Regions from separate parts of the Homo sapiens genome. Here region 2 is linked to region 1. The links are chromatin loops, found by intact Hi-C in ENCODE. Cell type or tissue: gastrocnemius medialis. All regions are shown on one strand. Each heading gives the region's core, and the rest is flanking DNA. Links, peaks and the distances in the headings are about the cores only. Region 1 overlaps KCNV2 (potassium voltage-gated channel modifier subfamily V member 2). Region 2 holds the start of LOC101930053 (a long non-coding RNA gene).

The links. Peaks named below come from ENCODE experiments on the same cell type or tissue, not always from the same donor. Only the 100,000 strongest peaks of a DNase experiment are listed, where the experiment ranks them.
Region 2: a loop joins it to region 1, with 2.3 times the contacts of the local background. A loop is called at or near these places in 7 of 110 quality-filtered maps.

Annotation. Positions count from the first base shown.
Region 1 is chr9:2,726,880-2,729,696 of GRCh38, forward strand. KCNV2 (potassium voltage-gated channel modifier subfamily V member 2) reads left to right here. Exons shown (of 2, transcript NM_133497.4): 2 at 2,567-2,817. Among named protein-coding and RNA genes, the nearest start is that of KCNV2, 11 kb to the left of the region's middle. RefSeq lists a silencer at 490-784. In gastrocnemius medialis, for the core only: a CTCF peak has its summit at 1,415 (motif pointing left); a DNase peak (open chromatin) is centred at 1,350; H3K27ac peaks cover 465 bases.
Region 2 is chr9:2,491,718-2,494,534 of GRCh38, forward strand. It overlaps LOC101930053 (a long non-coding RNA gene), which reads right to left and starts at 2,504. Exons shown (of 6, transcript XR_001746603.2): 1 at 2,463-2,504; 2 at 1,358-1,708. In gastrocnemius medialis, for the core only: no CTCF peak of the experiment used is centred there; a DNase peak (open chromatin) is centred at 1,584; H3K27ac peaks cover 464 bases.

The DNA of each region.
Region 1 (2,817 bases), core at 318-2,817:
ATCTAGGTTGCTTGCTCCTTATGAGAATCTAACTAATACCTGACAACCTGAGATGGAGCAGTTTCATCCCGAAACCATCCCCTCCCCCAACCCCGTCCATGGGAAAAATGGTCGTCCACAAAACCGGTCCCTGGTGCCAAAGAGGTTGGGGACCGCTGTTCTAAACTACCCCTTCCTGTCACTCACTCCTAAATCCAAACTCCCTTTAGGCCTCCTCCAGGGAAGGTTGACTAAACTTTCATCCAGAGGTGTGAGTCATGGTGTTAGTGACAAATGAAAGCTATTGTTCAGCTCACACAACTGGAGAGAGATCAGCCTGGGGTTCTTTGACTTTTGGTGTGGTCAATGACAAGAAACACACACCCGGACACAGGAAGGGGAACATCACACACCAGGGCCTGTTGTGGGGTGGGGGAGGGGGGAGGGGTAGCATTTGGAGATATACCTAACGTTAAATGACAAGTTACTGGGTGCAGCACACCAACATGGCACATGTATACATATGTAACTAACCTGCACGTTGTGCACATGTACCCTAGAACTTAAATAAAAAAAAGACACACCCACTCATGCAACCAAGAGGACTTTGAGATTAACCCACAATCTCACTTTATCACTGCCTCACATCACCCCTTGGTCCAGAAGTTGGGAGAAGGATATTCTCTACTGGAGCCAGAGGGCAGAGTCAGGGAGGAGCTTGTTTCCACAGCCTGAGGGTCTGATAAGCATAACGTATATAGAGTTGCTGGTGTAGAATGCACTCAATAAATGTTGGTCTTTGCCTCTTCTCAGTGGAGGCCAGCTTCAGCATGGGGGACCCTGGGATTGCATACATGATATATATATAATAATATTATTGCTTACACACCCTGTGCCAGGCACTCCTTCAATTCCTATAACAACTCTGTGAGGTAGATACCACACATTTCAAAAGTAGAAACTGAGGCCAAGAGAATTTAGGTGATCTGCCCAACTTATTCAGCTGGGAAGTGGATTCAGACCCACAAGTCTACTGTAGTCCGTTTCCTTCAGCTTATCTACACCACATTACCTCTCTTGGATGCCTGCTTGTATTTTGACTCTGCAGAAAAAGGCTGCATGACCTCTCACAAGAGACAGGGCAGTGAGTGACAGGAGGTGCATCATCAGCCTCAAAAAGGAGGCATACCCTTCCTTTTTTCGTGGGCTGGATGGAGCTGTGGTTCTCATCAGTGCCCTCAGTTTTGTGCAGCTGGCTCACTTCTCCATTTCATTCTAATCAGTCAACTGCACTATTCCAGGTTCAAACTAACCCTTACATCATCAAAACAAAAATATTTACACTGCTAAGCTAACGGCCACCTCAGCACGGATCAACAAGATGACCATATGCTTTACTGCCGTCTGCTGGAAAATTATGGCAACAACTACCCAAATACACAAAGCAAAGAGTGCCCCCCTGGAGTAGTGCAACGCAAAAATGTTTACAACTGTGACCAACAGCTCTGCTTAAAAGGCTTCTAGTAATTTAGCCAATACTCTGGGGATCAGAGGGAGTACATGAGGCATAAAAAACAGTCCCCAAGGAATTTTCACAGGGTTTTCTCTGGTAACTGATAACTAGTCCCATGGTATCTGCATTTTAAAACAGAAGCTTGTTAACCTAAATAAGTCTCCAATTAGTGGGATTTAAATCAGTATGACAAGAGTAATGGGAAGTATTTCATGCAGGGGTGAACATATTTTTGGTGAGTGATGTCTTACAAAAGTCCCTTTACAAAATAATGAGAGTGTTTCTCCAGACATCTGCAATTAAAGCACCTTCACATAAAGTCTCTCATTTGAACTACGTAACAACTTTGAAAAGTGTTATAACTGTCTTCATTTTAAAGATGAGAGGAAGACAATGGAGGAGTTTCATGCCTTTTGTATGCCTGGTACTGTGTTCAGTGCTTTATATTCATTTTCTTATTTAGCCTTCACAAGAATCCTAAGAGTTAGATGGTTTTCTCCTGTTTTAAATAAAAAAAAAAAAAAAGAAAAAAAGAAAAAGAGAGAGAGAGAGTCTGAAGGTTTTGCCCCAGGTCACTCAACTGGAAAGGTTCAGAGTCAGGACTTGAACCCAGGTCTGACTGTTCTAAGCCCAAGATTTTTCCAATACATACAGTGTACAGGCAAACCCAGGGACCTGCTTTCCTGAATCTGGTGCCAGCTGAGTTAGGGAGGCAAAGATCATTTACTGAGCACGTTCTACATCAGGTACTTAACATACTATTTTAAATGCTCTTTACAGCAACCATTTCAAGTAGGTATTACCTCCTCCTCCCATATCTTACATTCAAACATGCATGAGTCGTAGTCAGGATTTCAGCCAAAGTCTTTCAGCTCCATCCATAGCTTCTGTTCTTTTCATGACACAGGTCCTAGAGGGAGTCTTCCTGGTACCTCCTAAAGCAGGCTCCGTGGGAAGCCATTACACTTCCCATGTGTACCCACAGGGAGGACGCTTCCCTGCTTGCTCCTCTCCCTTTCTTCTCCTCCCCGATCTTAGTGCTAACAATTCCATCCTGCTTTCCTTCCTCTACAGGTGAGCATCTCCACCGTGGGCTACGGAGACATGTACCCAGAGACCCACCTGGGCAGGTTTTTTGCCTTCCTCTGCATTGCTTTTGGGATCATTCTCAACGGGATGCCCATTTCCATCCTCTACAACAAGTTTTCTGATTACTACAGCAAGCTGAAGGCTTATGAGTATACCACCATACGCAGGGAGAGGGGAGAGGTGAACTTCATGCAGAGAGCCAGAAAGAAGATAGCTGAGTGTTTGCTTGGAAGCAA
Region 2 (2,817 bases), core at 302-2,801, 240 kb before region 1:
GGCTCACACCTGTAATCCCAGCCTTTTGGAAGGCTGAGGCGTGTGGATTGCTTGAGCCCAGGAGTTTGAGACCAGCATGGGCAATGTGGTGAAATCCCATAAATTAAAAAAAAAAAAAAAAAAAAAAAAAAAAAAAATTAGCTGTGCGTGGTGGCACACACTGGTAGTCCCAGCTACTCAGGAGGCTGTGGTGGGAGGATCACTTGAAGCTTGGAGATCGAGGCTTCAGTGAGCCATGATTGCACCACTGCACACCAGCCTGGGTGACACAGCAAGACACTATCTCAAAAATAAATAAATAAGTAGGCCAGGAGCAGTGGCTCACACCTGTAATCCCAACACTTTGGGAAGCCAAGGTGGGCGGATCACTTATGGTCAGGAGTTCAAGACCAACCTGGCCAACATGGTGAAACCCTGTCTCTACTAAAAATACAAAAATCAGCCGGGCATGGTGGCATGTGTCTGTAATCCCAGCTACTCAGGAGGCTGAGGTAGGAGAATGGTTTGAACCTGAGAGGCAGAGGTTGCAGTCAGCTGAGATCGCACCACAGCATTCTAGCCTGGGCGACAGAGCAAGACTCTGTCTCAAAATAAAATAAAATAAAATAAAATAAAATAAAATAAAATAAAATAAATAGAATTAGAATTAAGTAGAAAATAAAGATAAATATTATTCTGAGAAACTTTTGTTCCATATATGCATACATGTACATAAATGTAGCACATGTATGTGCTGGGTTTCCATGTAGCTGTGTGGACAAAACATTTTGAAAAATGCTATTGTAGAGAAGCTTTTGTATGTTAGGAGAAGGAAATGTACAAGAACACTCACTGAAGCATTGTTTATAATTGTGTAAAATTAAAAGCAATCTAAGTGTTCATCAACAGAAGAACAGATAAATATATAGTGGTCTGTTCATGAAACAAAGCAGTTCAAATGAATGAACTAGAGCTAAATCGTTGAGATCTTATGCTAAATTAGATAACAAACAAATGGTAGAATATGTGTGGTGTGCTTCCATTTATTTTAATTTTAAAAAAATGCAAAATGACAGTACATATTGTGGAAAGGTGCATGTGCATGCAGAAAAGGTCTGAAAGCATGTACCTGCAAGATAGTGTTTATCTCTGGATGGAAGAAAGGGAAATGGGATTAAGAAGTCTGCAAAGAACTTCAACTATGTCTGAATCAAACCCATCAAAATGTTAGGATTGCCTCAGACTGGGTGTTGGGACACAGAGTTTTGTTATTTCATTCTATTTTTTTGTTGATTAACTTCCTATGTCACCTGTGTCCATGAACTACGTGAGTTCATTTTATGCATTTGCACATTTAATGTCTTTTAAAATCACTCACCTAGGGCCAAAAAGCTGATTCGCAGAGTATTCTAGACTAAACCGAGGGTGGGATCCTAAGTGATTCGCAGTCTAGTCTTCTTTCCACATGGCTGCCAGTTCATGATCTGTTTGCAAATGAAAGGATTTGCATCATTTGGTCCTAATCTTAGTAATTTATTTTTACCTGAGAGATGATGCTCCCCACAGTCCACCAAGGCCACATCTGCTCTGGCAAGGAAGTGCACAAAGCACATTTGCTTTGTGAAGGCTGAGCTGTTACTTCACAGCTTGTCACTTGGCTCTGTTTCCCAACTTCACTTGTGCATTGCAACAAAATGCTAAGCCACTAAAAGGTCAGTAGAGAGATGATCTAAACATGCAAAAAATATCAGCAGAGACAGAGAGAAACACAAAAGGGAGGGAAGGGAGAAAAAACAGCTTTGAATGGGAAAATACACAAACATAAAAAGCAATCAAATTAAAATCAGAATATTACTGAGAAACCACAAAATAAGCATCAGGTGTATTTTAAATGATGGGAGTAACTTGAAAGAGTAGCATTTTTATAGCCTTGGATCACAGATACACAAACTAACAGAAGGAAGTTCGTTAACGTTTGTTTTCGTCTATCTGAAGACAAAAACAAAAAGACAAATGATACCTTGGCAACAACTGGAGAATCATAACAGAGAGATTTATGGTGCTTTGGAAAAGTTCAGGGCAATGTTTTTTATCATTGGCTCCTTTACACTCTTCAAGTTATATAAAAGGCTCTTCTGTTCCTTCTTTCAGACTAAATAAATACATAATCATAACTTCCAGCTCAGCTTTAGCTTTTCAGGTGGGTGAGTTAAAGCCTTCTGCTTTGTTGAGGGGGGTGGGGGCAGAGGGGTGATACTGGCAGAAAATGAAGATAACCCTTGTTGTATAAGGTCCGAGCAATCATTCCCCGGAGTTAAGTAAACTGGGCCAGGTGCGGTGGCTCACACCTGTAATCCCAGCACTTTGGGAGGTCAAGTCGGGCGGATCACCTGAAGTCGGGAATTTGAGACCAGCCTGACCAGCATGGAGAAACCCCATCTCTACTAAAAAATACAAAATTAGCCGGGCATGGTGGTGCATACCTGTAATCCCAGCTACTTGGGAGGCTGAGGCAGGAGAATTGCTTGAACCCGGGAGGCAGAGGTAGCCGTGAGCTGAAATCACGCCACTGCACTCCAGCCTGGGCAACAACAGTGAAACTCCGTCTGAAAAAAAAAAAAGAAGTAAACTGTATGTGATTCTGTCTTTTGGATACCTGTCACCCTGGCATGCCCACCGAGTCCATGAACTATGAACATATTCCTTTTGTACTCCTGGTGAAAACTCAGCTCTGTGACAGAATTCCTTCGGTTGTCTCAAGAGCAAATGCAGCAGCAGCTAGTATTTATTGAGCACTTTACTCTCCTAAGTTTTTTACCTCGTTTAGTCTTTACCTTC